3 separate regions of the Homo sapiens genome follow, and regions 1 and 2 are each linked to region 3. Evidence: read pairs that join two places in POLR2A ChIA-PET (ENCODE). Cell type or tissue: GM12878. All regions are shown on one strand. Region 1 has its middle 26 kb from the start of CD84. Region 2 overlaps CD84 (CD84 molecule). Region 3 overlaps VANGL2 (VANGL planar cell polarity protein 2).

What was found. ChIA-PET counts read pairs that join two places held together with the same protein. Peaks named below come from ENCODE experiments on the same cell type or tissue, not always from the same donor. Only the 100,000 strongest peaks of a DNase experiment are listed, where the experiment ranks them.
Region 1: POLR2A ChIA-PET joins it to region 3 with 28 read pairs; 10 of 35 experiments call an interaction of 5 or more read pairs at or near these places.
Region 2: POLR2A ChIA-PET joins it to region 3 with 20 read pairs; 5 of 35 experiments call an interaction of 5 or more read pairs at or near these places.

Annotation. Positions count from the first base shown.
Region 1 is chr1:160,602,583-160,607,582 of GRCh38, reverse strand. No RefSeq gene overlaps it. Among named protein-coding and RNA genes, the nearest start is that of CD84, 26 kb to the right of the region's middle. In GM12878, CTCF peaks have their summits at 294 (motif pointing right) and 2,090 (motif pointing right); a DNase peak (open chromatin) is centred at 322; H3K27ac peaks cover 2,260 bases.
Region 2 is chr1:160,574,399-160,579,398 of GRCh38, reverse strand. It overlaps CD84 (CD84 molecule), which reads left to right. Exons shown (of 7, transcript NM_003874.4): 1 at 1-7. Among named protein-coding and RNA genes, the nearest start is that of CD84, 2.6 kb to the left of the region's middle. RefSeq lists an enhancer at 3,484-3,533. In GM12878, no CTCF peak of the experiment used is centred here; no DNase peak of the experiment used is centred here; H3K4me3 peaks cover 2,952 bases; H3K27ac peaks cover 4,439 bases.
Region 3 is chr1:160,426,767-160,431,766 of GRCh38, reverse strand. It overlaps VANGL2 (VANGL planar cell polarity protein 2), which reads right to left. Exons shown (of 8, transcript NM_020335.3): 8 at 3,097-5,000. Among named protein-coding and RNA genes, the nearest start is that of VANGL2, 29 kb to the right of the region's middle. RefSeq lists an enhancer at 1,670-1,899. In GM12878, a CTCF peak has its summit at 2,987 (motif pointing left); DNase peaks (open chromatin) are centred at 588, 1,886, 2,396, 2,886 and 1 weaker place; H3K27ac peaks cover 3,755 bases.

The DNA of each region.
Region 1 (5,000 bases), 180 kb before region 3:
ATCTAGAGATATGCTGGCCCCCTGGTGAGCTCTGAGAAAACTAAATACGCTTCTATATACCAAGAAGTAGATCTGTCAAAGGTGGCCACCTGGTCACTTAAGCATGGCCCAAACCTGCCAGTGACACCCAAGTTTACCTAAATATTAGAATTACCCGGGAAACTTTTTAAAAAATAATGATGACCAAATCTAACCTGAAACCAAAATGAGATCTGGGTTGAGATTTATAGAACTACTTATACCACAGAAAGGATTTCGTGATGAGTTTCACACACCAGCCACAAGAGGGTGATATAGCAACACAATCCACCCAACCTTAGCATCCCCACCACTTCCTTGTATCTAAAGGATGTGGACTTAGTCACAGACTGGATGAAACTGTGTCTGGTTTCTCAGCTCTTACAGGCTGAAAGGAGATAAGGAGGCTAATGTGGATTGATGAAAGGCTCTAAAAGGTTAAGTGTACTAAGTTTATTTCACAGAAGACTTCTAGTTCTACTCAATGCTTCACTCATTCAACAAAGTTATTAAGTTCCTACTAAGTGTTTGGCTTGTCATCCAGCAGGAGATACAAAGAACACAGGCAATTGAAGTATTATAACAGGTAGATCACTATGTGATCTACTGAGAACCATTGGAAAATAAAAGAAGATGCTATTAATAATTACCCTGGGGCAGGGGATGGCAGCTAGGAGGCAGGACTAACTTGCAACTCTCACTCAGATGTGTGGAGACTCACATCATGAACTTTTGTTCCAAGAACCGCTGCAGGAACATACCAGGAAAACTGAAAGAATTCACCAGCCCTTTGAAAGAAGTGGCTTGCCACTGCAAACTCTGTGAAATAGCTGAAAAACTGTGAGTGCCTAAAGTGTGAGAGGGGGAAAGTCTACCTCTGAACACACATCTTCACTGGGGAAACCTGAAAATCCAAATAACAGGAGAAGAATTTAACTTTACCTAGAGCTGAAATGAATTTAGAGAGCCAAGCAAAATACAAAAGTAGAAGAAGCAGTGGGAAGAGCCCTACAGGCACTCCTGGTCCCCCAGGAAGTCCAGGGAAGTCATTTCTGACTTTATCTCACAGGGTTCCTTGGGGAGGGCTGCCAGTGGGATTGGGGAAGGGCCACAGGGAGAAGGAAACTTCCAGCTGAACTTTGTAATAATTTTGACTGAGTACGAATTGTCCTGGTCAGGATCTGTGGAGATGAATAGAAAGTGCAGATATGAGCACAGAAGCCACAGCAGGCAGGGAGGGGTGAGGCCTGAAAGCCCTGCTTGCCTTCTCAGCAGAGAGGCTAGTATCCCAGGGCAACATCCCAGCCCTGCATACCAGAGGCTTGGATATAAATTTGGCTCTTTGGGGAGCATGGCAGGAGTGAGACTGGCCTTGCTGGCTGTGTGGGAGTGGGGAGAGGCCTGTCACCACTGGCTTTCCCCCACTTCCCTGGCTACCTGTACAAAGCAGCAGAGGCAGCCATAATCCCCCTGGGAACATAACTCCATTGGCCTGAGAACCACACCCCCATACCGCACAGTTGCCACAGCAAGCCCTGTCCAAGGATAGTCTGAGCTCAGACATGCTCAACTCTGCCCCCACCTGATGGTCTTTTTCTGCCAGCCCTGGTAGCTGAAGACAAAAGACATAATCTTGTGGGAGCCCTATGGCCCTCCCATCACCTGAGAAACCCAAATACTTATCCAGGTGACCTTAGGGCAAGCTTGTATTCCCCCGTACTGCTGCAGCTGATGCTCTCTTGAAATCGCCACCTTCTGGCTGGAGGCCAATCAAGTCAAGCCATTATAGCAACTCATAACAAAATAGCCCTGCTCCAAGGAAGGAGAAAACAACAGCTAATTCCACCACTTGTAACGTCCTGGCTAACCAGAGGTCCTGAGTCTGTCCATGTGACAACTTCACTGTTAGCATAACCAGCATTTGAGAAAACCTGTGCACTAAACAAAACTACAACCAAGGACTCTCACAGAATCCACTTCACTGCCCTGCTACCTTCACTGGAGTAGGTGCTCGTATCCGTGGTTGAGAGACCTGAAAATAGATCACAACACAGGACTCTTTGCAGACACTCCCCAGTACCAGCCTGGAGCCTGGTAGGTCCACTAGGTGGCTAGACCCAGAAAAGCAATAACAATCACTGCAGTTCAGCTCTTGGGAAGCCCCATCTGTAGGGGAAAGGGGAGAGCACCACATCAAAGGATCACCCTGTGGGACAAAAGAATCTGAACAGCAGCCCTTGAGTCCTAGACCTTTCCTCTGACATAATTGACCCAAATGAGAAAGAACCAGAAAAACAATTCTGGCAATATAATTAAACAAAGTTCTATCACACCACCAAAAGATCACACTAGCTCACCAGTAATGGATTCAAACCAAGAAGAAATCTCTGAATTGCCAGAAAAAGAATTCAGAAGGTTGATTATTAAGCTACTCAAGTAGGCACCAGAGAAAGGTGAAAACCAACTTAAAGAAATTTTTAAAATAATACAAGATATGGACAAAAACACTGTAAAGAAATAGATATTATAAATAAAAAACAATAAGAACTTCTGGAAATAAAAGACATGCTTAGAGAAATGCAAAATACACTGAAAAGTTTTAACAATAGAATGGAACAAGTAGAAGAAAGAACCTCAGAGCTCAAAGACAATGCTATTGAATTAATCCAATCTAACACAGACAAAGAAAAAAGTTTTTTTTAATGAACAAAGCCTCCAGCCAATTTGGGATTATGTTAAATGACCAAACCTAAGAATAATTTGTGTTCCTGAGGAACTCAAAGAACACCCAGGAAATTCATTGCAAAAAGATAATTACCTAAACACACAGGTTTAGGTAATCTAAACCATCAGGTTATCTAAAGTCAAGATGAAGGAATGAATCTTAAGAGCTGTGAGGCAAAAGCATCAGGTATCCTATAAAGGAAAACCTATAAGATTAACAGCAGATTCCTCAGCAGAAATCCTACAAGCTAGAAGGGATTGGGGTCCTATCTTTCATATCCTTAAACTAAGTAATTATCCTTACTTTAGCCTCCTTAAAAGAATAATTATCAGCCAAGAATTTTGTATCTGGCAAAACTAAGCTTCATATATGAAGGGAAGATAAAGTCTTTTTCAGACAAGCAAATGCTGAATGTATCACTACCAAGAGAATTTGCCACTACAAAGTCAGCACTATAAGAACTGCTAAAAGGAATTCTAAATCTTGAAACAAAACCTCAAAATACACCAAAATAGAACCTTCTTAAAACATAAATCTCACAGGACCTATGAAACAATAACACAATGAAAAAAAAAACCAAGCAATTCAGGCAACAACTAGCACAATGAATAGAATAGTACCTCATATCTCAATACTGACATTAAAAGTAAATGGCCTAAATGCTCCACTTACAAGATCCAGAGTGTCAGAATGAATAAGAATTCACCAACCAAGTATCTGCTGTCTTTAAGAGACTTGCCTAACACATAAGGACTAACATAAACTTAAGGTAAAGGGGTGGAAAAATATATTGCATTCAAATGGACACAAAACTGAGCAGGAGTAACTATTCTTATATCAGACCAAACAGACTTTAAAGCAAGAATAGTTTTAAAAGACAAAGAGGGACAATCCATAACAATAAAAGGACTAGTCCAGCAGGAAAATATTACAATCCTAAATATATATGCATCTAACACTGGAGTTCCCAAATTTATAAGACAATCACTGCTAGATGTAAGAAATGAAATAGGAACACAATAATAGTGGGGGGCTTCAATACTGCACTGACAGAACTAGAAAGCATCAAGACAGAAAATAAAGAAACTATACCCTAGAATAAATGGACTTAACAAATACTTACAGCACATTCTACTCAACAACAACAAATATTTACAGCACATTCTACTCAACAGCTGTGAAATATATATTCTACTCATCAGAACATGGAACACAGGCCAAAAATCAAGTCTCGATAAATTTAAGAAAATCAAAGTTATATCAAGTACTCTGTCAGACCACAGTGGAATAAAATTGGAAATCAACTCCAAAAGGAACCCTCAAAACTATGCAAATATATGGAAATTAAATAATCTGCTCCTGAATGATCTTTACATCAGCAATGGAATCAAGATAGAAATTTAAAAGTTCTTTGAAATGAACGATAATAGTGACACAACCTATCAAAACTTCTGGGATACAGCAAAAGCAGTGCAAAGAGAAAAGTTCATAGGATTAAATGCCTACATCAAAAAATCTGAAGGAGTACAAATAGACAATCTAAGGTCACATCTCAAGGAACTAGAGAAGCCTGAACAAACCAAACCCAAACCCAGCAAAAGAAAAGAAACAACCAAGATGAGAGCAGAACTAAATGACATTCAAACAAACAAAAAACAATACCAAAGATAAATGAAACGAAAACCTGGTCCATTGACAAGAGAAAGAAAATGGATAGACCATTAGTGAGATTAACCATGAAAAGAAGAGAGAAGATCCAAATAAGCTCAGTTAGAAACAAAATGGGAGATATTACAACCAATACGACAGAAACACAAAAGACCATTCAAGGCCATTATGAACACCTTTATGTGCACAAACTAGAAAACTGAGAGGAGATAGATAAATTGCTGAAAACATACAGCCCTCCTAGATTAAACCAGGAAGAAATAGAAACTTTGGGCTGGGCGCAGTGGCTCACGTCTGTAATCCCAGGACTTTGGGAGGCCGAGGTGGGCAGATCACGAGGTCAGGAGATCGAAACCATCCTGGCTAACATGGTAAAACCCCATCTCTACTAAAAATACAAAAAATTAGCCAGGAACAGTGGCAGGTGCCTGTAGTCCCAGCTACTCGGAAGGCTGAGGCAGGAGAATGGCGTGAACCAGGGAGGCAGAGCTTGCAGTGAGCCGAGATAGTGACACTGCACTCTGGCCTGGGCGAAAGAGTGAGACTCCTCCTCAAAAAAAAAAAAGAAATAGAAACTTTGAACAGACCA
Region 2 (5,000 bases), 150 kb before region 3:
CAAACCTGTGAGTTCTGACCCTTGCTGATCGCCTCCTAGTTTTCCATAAAGTTTTAAAAATTGCCCTTAAGGAAGACATTGAACTGTCTTTTTGATCTGTGTTTAGCAGAACACCCTGGGTCTCAGTATCTACTGTACTCAACAGGATCCAACTGGCTGGGGAGAGACTTAAAATTCAAACCTAAGTGTTTAGGTTCAGCTTTAAAGTTTATATTACTGAGTTATATTTCTGAGATCTGGAGATCTCAGTTTCCAAAGGTCTGAGGCAAATCCTTCTCAGAGGAATCAGCACTTGGTAAACCCACCCAAAAAGCCTGGCAAAAGAAAGATCTTCTAAAAGCTTGAATGACTTACAAGCAATTTCTTCTTGGCATTCAATTGTGATGGCGTTTGAGAGAGAAAAATGTCTTTCCTAATTATAGTTGATTGTTCTATCAGGTTAGAGTGATGGATGACTCATCGTTATCATTGTTGAGCCTCATCTCTATAAACTCCCTTTATTTTCAAAACACAGAGCTATTACTCTGCTTTTATCCTCAACAAACTCTAAAATAAATGAGGAAGAGATTACTATCCCATTTTTTACAAATAGTCTCAAAAAAGAGTTGGAGAACTTGAATTAAAAACCCTATTTTTCTTACTTATGGCATAACAGTAAACTAAAAGAACGACATGAATATTGATTGTTATTTGTACAAAGAAAATTGTAACATTAACATAGATCTGGGAGTGCTGTGTCATTGTACATGTTATCTCCTTAAATACAAACAATTGCTCTAACAGAAATTTACTATGTTTGGAACTTCTAGATCTACTTCTAGTATCTCTTGCCAGTTCTGAAAATGCACTAGCAGAATTCTGGCATGAGTTAGAACCCTGGGAACCTAGTACGTTTGGATTTTCTGTAAAGGTAGAATCAATGCACTGTGATCTCTCTGGTTTCTTTGGCCATTTCAAGCTATGGCTCCTTTAATTTGAACTTCATGGAGATTGTAACCACTAGTCAGACCAAATTTTTGGAGCCTCTGCTGGTCGCTCTAGAATGGCAGACAGAAAATGCAAGTAGATGAGGAATGGTACTAGGGATGTCCCTAATCTTCCAGAGAGAGACCAGACAAGGTAGCATTTGATACCACTTAATTTGCAAAACATTCTACAATGTTTATGCCTACATTCTTATGTCATCCATATGAAAACCATTGAGATGAGCAAGATAGACGTTATTAATCCCATTATGCAAGAAAAATAATAAATTAAGATTTAGGGGTTTAAAAATTCACCTGAAATTTCACTACCTAAATTGGTAGAGCTGGAAATAGACATTGGTTTTTCTAATTCCAAGGTTAATCCCAATCCCATTGGTTCTTCTTTCTGCTCCACCTGACCTCTTCACTCATTGCTTTCAAATTTTTGATGCTCTTCAAAAGGTTAATACCTGCTAAGATAAAAGGTAGCTCTAGGATACACTTCTTTCATCTACTGAAACTGAAATAAAGTTGTCAAATCAGCTAGTAGTGAATTGTTTACAAGTTTTGTGACCTAGACGAAGTTACATTCCTCCTCTGACTCTTGTTTCAGCTTCAAAATGGGGAGGTATTAATACAGTAGAATTGTTTTGAGAATCAAAATGATGATAATGCATGTACAACACTTGCCATGGTACCTGAATATAGTAAGTGTTTAACAGATATCAGCTAATGCTACTATTTTTCACACTCGCTTTTCATTCATTATTAGGAAGAGCCATGGCTTTACCACACAGAGATCCTGGGCAGGACTCCTCTGTCAGGGAATTGTCCAAGGAACATAAACAGGAGAAAAGGTGGTGGGAGTTTGAGCTTAGGTGTTGGTTGTCTGGGTTCTGGAAAAGGAAACTAGGAGTGAGATATTCATTTCATCAAGGATCCATGAAAGGGGAATGGGAGCTTGTTTTTATAAAAGTGAAGCCAGGAGTACTTTTTACATACTGTCCACCTTTACTGAATTATCTGTTTGCCTCTTAAGGATTATTCTGCAAACCTTTTCTGAGCACAAAAATATACCATGAATTCCTCCTGCTGCTGTTCCTGGTAGAGGTAGTCCCTTACATTCAGTATTGGGCTTAGGAGTCTACACTTTACACATTTCCCTGGAATTCAGAGCAGTTGAAGAGGCTGAGAAGCAGTGGAGAGATGCAGGGAGAAATCCCCATTTCCCCTCAGAAATCACCGACATAAGGAAAGTCTGAGTGTGCAAACTTATGACTGTTCCATGTTGGAAAAGTTTTCTCTGAGTCAAAATTCACAGTCTTATGCTCTGATGCCAACTTTCTGATCATGACTTTGGAAACACCATGACTCTGACTGTCTCTCCACATACCCTGGGAGACACTCCCACTCTGAGGGTAGGAGATGAAGGAGTCCACCAGTTTTAATCCTTGCCCACCCCCTCTACATATACTGTCTCATACTCTTAATTCTTCCTTTTCTCTGCCCCATTCGTATTTCTATTTCTTCAACTCCCTGTCTTATCTCCCATCAATAATAGTAATAAGTAACCATTTATGGAGCAATCACTGCATATTCAGCATTACTCTAAGTAGTCTACAGTTATTATTTTGTTTAATCCTTACAATACACTATGAGATAGATACGGTTTATGTGCACATATACAGATGAAAGCATTGATACACAGAGAGTCAAAGGCCACTTAACCAAAAAGTGAAAGAAGTAGAATTTAAGCTTCAGAGTCCTTAGACTTCACCTCTGAGTCATGCTGCCTCCACCCACATTGATGCTGAAGTGGAGTAAATTACTCTCCCTACTATTAATGTTTGGGAATATGTCAGTAAAGAGTGATGATTTATTTATTTCTGTCAAGACAGGATTATTCGGATAGAATCTGTGCCTTTCTCTATACCCACCCACAGAGGAGGAAGGAGCTGTTGGCAGGTCCTTGCCAATAACGGAAGTTTAGGCAGGGCAGTGAGGCAGAATACCCAAGCAAACAACCATCTCCAGACATATTTCAAATACCGTTCACTTTAATATTATTCAAATGTGATTTGAATTAGTTTCTTTAAACAAATAAAAGTCCAATATCAGCATGATGTTGATGTCTTGTTGGATGTTAAACATGGTCATGGGCATTTCAGCAGTTGAGACCTAAAATTCTAAGAAATGAGTGGGCTCACTATGGGTAACTGGACCCCAACCATCATCCTGGGGCTCAGAGACAGGAAGCATACCTGTGGAAGTATGCTGACAAAACAACCTGCCACTGATCTGAAGTCCTTGCATTGAGGGGTCTTCAAGATAAGGACAAGGCCTCTGTATTAGAATGAGATTTAAGCAGATGACTACCACAGACATTCAGAAAAGGGCTCAAAAGCAGAAATCCAGTTATAGAAATGGAAATATATTACATATGGGTAAAACTGCTTATCAAAAACCCAGCTTCCAAACAGAGGGTGGAAAGCTGTTCCCCCTGTGATAACTCAGGCCTTCAGTGGAAGGCAGCGGAGGCCTACCTTGTCAGCTCCAAGTGCTTGAAGCAGTCCTGGAGATCAATATGGAGGCCAACAAGGCAGCCAGAGCACCTTCGCAACAGGAGCCTGATGGTCGGTGCCAAGCCATTCAGGCTACTGGAGTATTCCTAAATCAAACCTTTCTTGTCTTGGACCTTAGGAAAGGGATGGACCTGTAAGTTTGGAGATCACTGGGCTCATCTATGTGAAACTTGGAAAGAGGTATGAGCAATCAGCTGGGGGCTGATATAGGTGGAACTGACTAGGTACTCTTGTTTCCTTTGTTATACTCAGTGTTCAAGTACACGCTAATAGAGGGCAGCAATGTTAAAACGGATGGCTATGATCTCATGTCTGTTTTGAGATTTTGTGTGTGTGTGTGTGTGTGTGTGTGTGTGTTTTGAAGGAACTGATTCAAGTAAACCTAAATCCCAATAAAGGTGATATAAAGTAAAACTCCCAGGGGAAAACAATGTACTATTGCATGGGGGTAGTAGGTTCCTTTTTCTTAAAACCTCATGATCAAGGACTTTCCGTCGCTTTGGAGAATGACACAAAATTTCTGCCTGCCCAGCCCTGTGCTTCCTCTTCCCCTCTATGTCCCTTCACTCAGTGTGAGCAGTTATAATGGACTCTCTTTTGGGCACCACATGCTAAAGCTACCTCTGGTCACTCTCCCAGACCTACAATACTCAGCGATGTTCCACCCCCACTTTTTGACTCTAGGAGGCAGTGGGTGGAGAAGAGGAGAGGAAGTTTAGCTAGTGCCACAAAAAAAGAACAAGAAATGTTTGTCTGGAGGATCCTAAGAAAGTAAGGGGGTGGAGGTGTCTGTTAAGCAACTGTGCAGTCTTCCCCATTTCCACTCTTATTAATAGCTACTTGCTGACTTTAACATCTCCCCAATACCCCAACTCTAATTTTTCCCTTCGTAGTTGTCTGAGGTGTTATTTTAGTCTCTTTGAAGATGTTTATTTGTTTTACATAGCAAACATATATAGTGCCTAGTATATGCCAGGCACTATTCTAAGAGGTCTACAAATATCAATTCATTTAACCCTCATAATATTTTTATGAGGTCAAATATTGTGCTACTATTACCTTCACCAATGTGCTAATATTACCTTCATTTTAAAGCTGAGGAAACTGAGGCACAGAGAGGTTACTGACTTTCCCTGGGGTTCATGGCCAGTCCCTGACAGAGCCAGGATTCTAGCCCAGGCAGGCTAGGCCTCAGTGACTAACCCATGGTGACATACAGGTGATTCCACAAGGCAAGGCTCTCCTTAGGACCACTAGACTCTCCTCCATTAGTACACACACTTGAGAGCACCCTCATGTCATTTAATCCTAATAATTCCTCAAAGTGGCAGGACAGCTCTGTTTTATTTCTTTTACCAACTAGAACCCTCTGACTTAGCAAGTAAGTGACATTCATGGTCATTTAGCTAGTCAACAACAGACCCTAGACTCAAACATGTTTCCTAATCCCTGA
Region 3 (5,000 bases):
TACTTTTAACCACATACTTACCCTAAGTGAAGCAGCAGCATGACCTAATTGTGCCCAAAAGCAAGAAGGGACAATACACAACCGAAGATCTCATACTCCTAATTTTTTTTTTCTTTTTTCTTTTCTTTCTTTTCTTTTTTTTTGAGACAGAGTTTCACTCTTATCACCCAGGCTGGAGTGCAGTGGCCCAATCTCGGCTCACCACAACCTCTGCCTCCCGGGTTCAAGTGATTCTCCTGCCTCAGCCTCCCAAGTAGCTGAGATTACAGGCATGTGCCACCACGCCCAGCTAATTTTTGTATTATTAGTAGAGACGTGGTTTTACCATCTTGGCCAGGCTAGTCGCGAACTCCTGACCTCAGGTGATCCACCCGCCTCGGCCTCCCAAAGTGCTGAGATTATAAGCGTGAGCCACTGCGCCCAGCCATACTCCTAATTTTTATAACCTTATAACCAAAGTCATTCCCCTTACAGGATATCAGAGTACAGATGGCTATTTTTGACAAGTGACATCAAAATAGTTTACATATCAGGCTCAATACCCTCACACACTGTTGGCTTCAGTCTGCCTTTTACAGATGGTATTTACCACCTCCAGGAAAATAGTGTGCTTCCTCGGGTTGCCTACAACATATGACAAAATAAAATTTCCCAACTTATCTAGCAAAAGTCCCATGAGCTCCAAGGGGAGGGGGCCAATGTTTTATTTATCTTTGTATCACAATGCCTACCACACAGTAAGTGTGCCCCCAAAACTTGCTGAGATGAAATGAGAGAAGCCAATGCCTTGGCCAGGTTTCCCAACTCTAAACCAGTACCTTCTCCCACTATTCTACATACTCAAATGTGGCATTCACTGTTATGAGCAGGTAGGATGTCATGTCTGCCCTGCCGTTTGTACCAAGAGAAATGGACCCCATTCTCAGCCTGAAAAGAAACTGGGGAGCTAGACAGGGATGACTATTCTCCAAGATTTACTATGTAGGTGGTCCTTTATTATCTCTCTAGCATCTTCCATGACCATGTGTACACTAATGCTGCAGTGCTTTTCCAAAGGCTGACTTTCCCCTACCCCAGCCTTCCTGGCAATTGGAAGAGCATTACTATCATATGCTTAAAGTAACAAAAAAGCCAAGGGTTACCTTAAGCAAGCTGACTTTCAGTCTGTAGAAGCCATTAAACTATCCCAAACAAACAAAAAAAAATAGTAACAAAAAAATTAAAATTAAAAAATAAAAAACTAATAACAAATCACTGAGACCTTGGTCTAAAGATCTTTATGTCTCCTCAGCCAGAGCCCCAGCCCCCAGTTCCCCCTCTCGGCTGTATTTCAAAGGCAAAGGCTAAAAAACAAAAATCACACATGGGCAGCATATGTAATCACATATAATCACATATAATGTCATGAAGTCCCAGGCATGACCCTGACAATCCACCAAGCTGGGTCCCTAACTTCAGTGCTATGTGAAGAACTTCTGTGGAAAACACATCCTTTCAAACAAAAGTTACAAATACCCTTTGCTGCCTGACAAATGGTCAGGATTATCACTTTTGCTTGCAGCAAACCTCTAGAGAAAATATGATCTTATCAATCAAATATTGAGGTCTGGCTTTAAATCTATGAATTCCTGGGGCCAGCATTACAAGAGGAGGTCCCTGAGGTTAACTAGCCTTCTCAAGGGTCCACCAAGGTTAGCTCAGTGAGGGCAGGACCATATCCAGTATCTTTACCAGAGAAAGTACTTTAGTATCAGGCTGGGAACATCATAGGCACTAAATAAAGAATAAACTTAAAAGGTGTTTACTATACTTGGCTGTTGAGAACAAGAATAATTTCAGAGGCATGCTAAGGTAGAAATTTGGTCACAATGTAAGTCACAAGTTGACTCTGAAATGAACTGGAAACAGCAAGTGAAACTATTCTACAAACCTAGTTACAGAAAGAACAGAGCCGTGAGAATGGGGATGCAATTTCAAGGGAAGTATTTTTGTTTGTTTTCACATGAGAAAGACTGGAGTGCAATTTTAAAGGGAGAAGCAAGTATATGATCCCTTTCATGAGCCCCTATTGTATTGTTAGTTGTTCAGTTCATTATTCATGCAACAATTTTTTATTGAGGACCAACTATATGCGAGGAACTGGTTTCAATTCTAGGAATACTTAGATGAACAAAATGTAATCTCAAGGTGAGTGTGTTCCCCCATCTTGAGTCTTAAACAAACTTCCTAGATTTCTTGAAGGAAACTCCCCGAGCTCCTTGGAATCCAGCCAGGGTTTGTCTACACTCTGCCTGAGAACACGCCATGAAGCCTTGCACTAGGGTCACCCAGCCTGTCACCCCTGTAAACTGGGTCATCCTCCAGGATGGAGCCTCTCTTGCCTTTGCATCCCCAGAGCCTGGCAGAGTATGAGGCAGGGGAGAGGAGGAGGAAATCTAGTGAATAGGCCACCTCCATACAGAAATGCTTGTTTTTAACCTTAGCAGGCTGTTTACATGCTAAGCATCTTGCCCAAAGTCACAGAGGTCAGGCCCAGGTAAGACTGGGAGAAGGGACCCAATCTCTTGAGGGTGATTTTAGTACCTGATTACATGCATTACAGTGACAACAGAGCACTGAACTCTCTACATATTTAGAACTAATATATATACTACAGAAACTTGTCTCAATGAATTGTGATGGGCTGTCACCACTGACTGAAATCTCAACTATCCCCTGAAATTCCTATGGCACTTTATGTTTTAGAAATACGTTTTAGAAACCCACTCCTGCCCTAGAGGCCATACAGACACAAGCTTGCTCAGGAGGGTGGACCCAGGAAGTAATCTTTCTTTCTCTATCCTGACAACTACACCAGGAAGTGGTTAAGCCCTCACATTGTTGTTTCTCTCTCTTTAGAATCAGGATTCAGAATAAGCAATTTCCTTTTTCATTTTCCCATTTCTCTCCAACACACCCTGAAGGCCTGCAGAGCAATGATGAGCTCACACTGCCCCCTCCTGCCCATTCCCTCCCTAACAAGGAATATATTCATTATTCCCTGGCCCTCATTTGCTCCCATTCCTGTAAAGAAAGAAAAGCAACAGAATGCCCCCACAAAAGTCAAATGTCTTTATTTTATATAAAAAAAATTTGTACAGTTTTAGTTCCTATGTTTAAGAAAAAAATCCTAAAATTGCCGTAATGTTTAGATCCACTGCAAACTGTAGAAACAAGCTTTTTATATATTAAAAAAAATTTACATTTTACAATTTTCTACATGCATGCACAAGGTCTCAGCTCTGTAACCCCACCCCCCCAAAAAAAAGGAAAAAAAATCTAGATCCAACAGTGGAAAATTCTACATTTACAATCTCACTTGGAAGGGACTCAAAAAGCCCTCTTCCTTTTGCGCACGGAAGAACAAATCACAACAATCACACACCAGGACTGAATCCATCAGCAGATACTGCCCTGTGGGAAGGGCAGAGGAAAGAGAAGACAGACGGACTGACAGACACCACAGAGGAACAGGGGAGTTAGCCTGGGACCAATGGAGGAGAAGTACGAACCCTGGGAAAAAGACGTGTCAGATGAGAAAGTTCCGGAGAGTCCGATGTCTCATCGCAGGTGTTACATCATCAGGGTTTGCCATTGGAATACTGAGTGGAGATGGGAAAGAGAAAAGTTAAGGGCTGAAATGGGAGGGGAATGGGAAGAAAAAATGAGAGACAAGAGGGAAATAAGAAAAAACAAAGAGAGCACAAAGACCAGTTTAGGAGAAAGGACCAATGGGGACAGTGGCAGAGTGGCGAGGTAGGTGAAGGACTGAGGCACAGCGTCCTGTTGTGGAGGGAGGAAAGGCAAGCGTTCCGAGGTGGTGAAAAGGAAGGCCTGCTAGGCACGGTGGGGATGAACGAGGATGCCATGAGTCACACAAAAGACAGTGCTGGTGAGGCCCAGCCACAGCAGCCCTATGGTGTCAAGGGGGTAAGAGGTGGGCATACCCCCACAGCAGGAGAATGAGCAGATCCAGCGCATGATGGGACAGACACAGTGGGGAAACTGCTCAGAGGGACTGAGTCAGCTGCACACCCCACAGCAGTTCACAGCATGGAGACAACTTCCCACAGGGGAGAAGCAGAGGACAAACACATGGCCATATGTCTGACAATTCATCCTGACATTTTAAAAAACAATAGTAATAATAATAATAATAATAATAATAATAATGAAAAAAGACAAAGATACCACAGTTCTGAAGCAAAAGACCAAAATGCTACCATTCTCAGGCACAGCCCTTAGTGCTTAGAGAGTTGGAGGCAAAAAATTTTTTTTAGGAAAGGGGAATGAAAAAAAAATCACAGTGATTAAAAACATGGCAGGATCTTAAAATAAACACTCCCCAGCCCCTAACCTAGGGCAGCAACTAAGATCCCAAATCCTTTCCCTCTCCCCCACCCCAACCTGCTCCTCAGACCACACCACACTCCATCCTGTCCACAAAGGCAATGACCCCAGTCACCATCCAGGCCCTGTTTTCCAGGATAGTGAGGTATTTATGTGACTCAGAAGGGACTCTCTGACACAAAGTTTTTGAAGAGAAGAAAAGAGACAGACCCCCAGAACAGGACATATTTCATACAGGCCTATCTCATAACCCTGGCCCCAGCCAGAGGCCCTGCCTAAGTGAGCTCCACAACCCACCCCTTTGGGGACAAGGTAAGCATTGGCCAATGAGCTCCTCTCTAGCATGCGGTGGGTAAACAAGTGAACTTTTGCAGAAAGGACAGCAGGAGAAACCCCGATCACTAGGCTCCATCATTCCCAGGGCTGGTGCTACACAGAGGGGGAGCCTCCCAGGGGAGACACTGGGGATCTTATCCCAGGATGTGCTCTGCAAGGTAAGTACCAACCAGTCTTTCAGGGAAAAGAAGGGCCTACAAAAGGACACTGTGAGTTACTCAGAGGAATGGCCTAGTCATTGCAGCCATCAGAAAGGTCCTCCATGTGGATCCTGG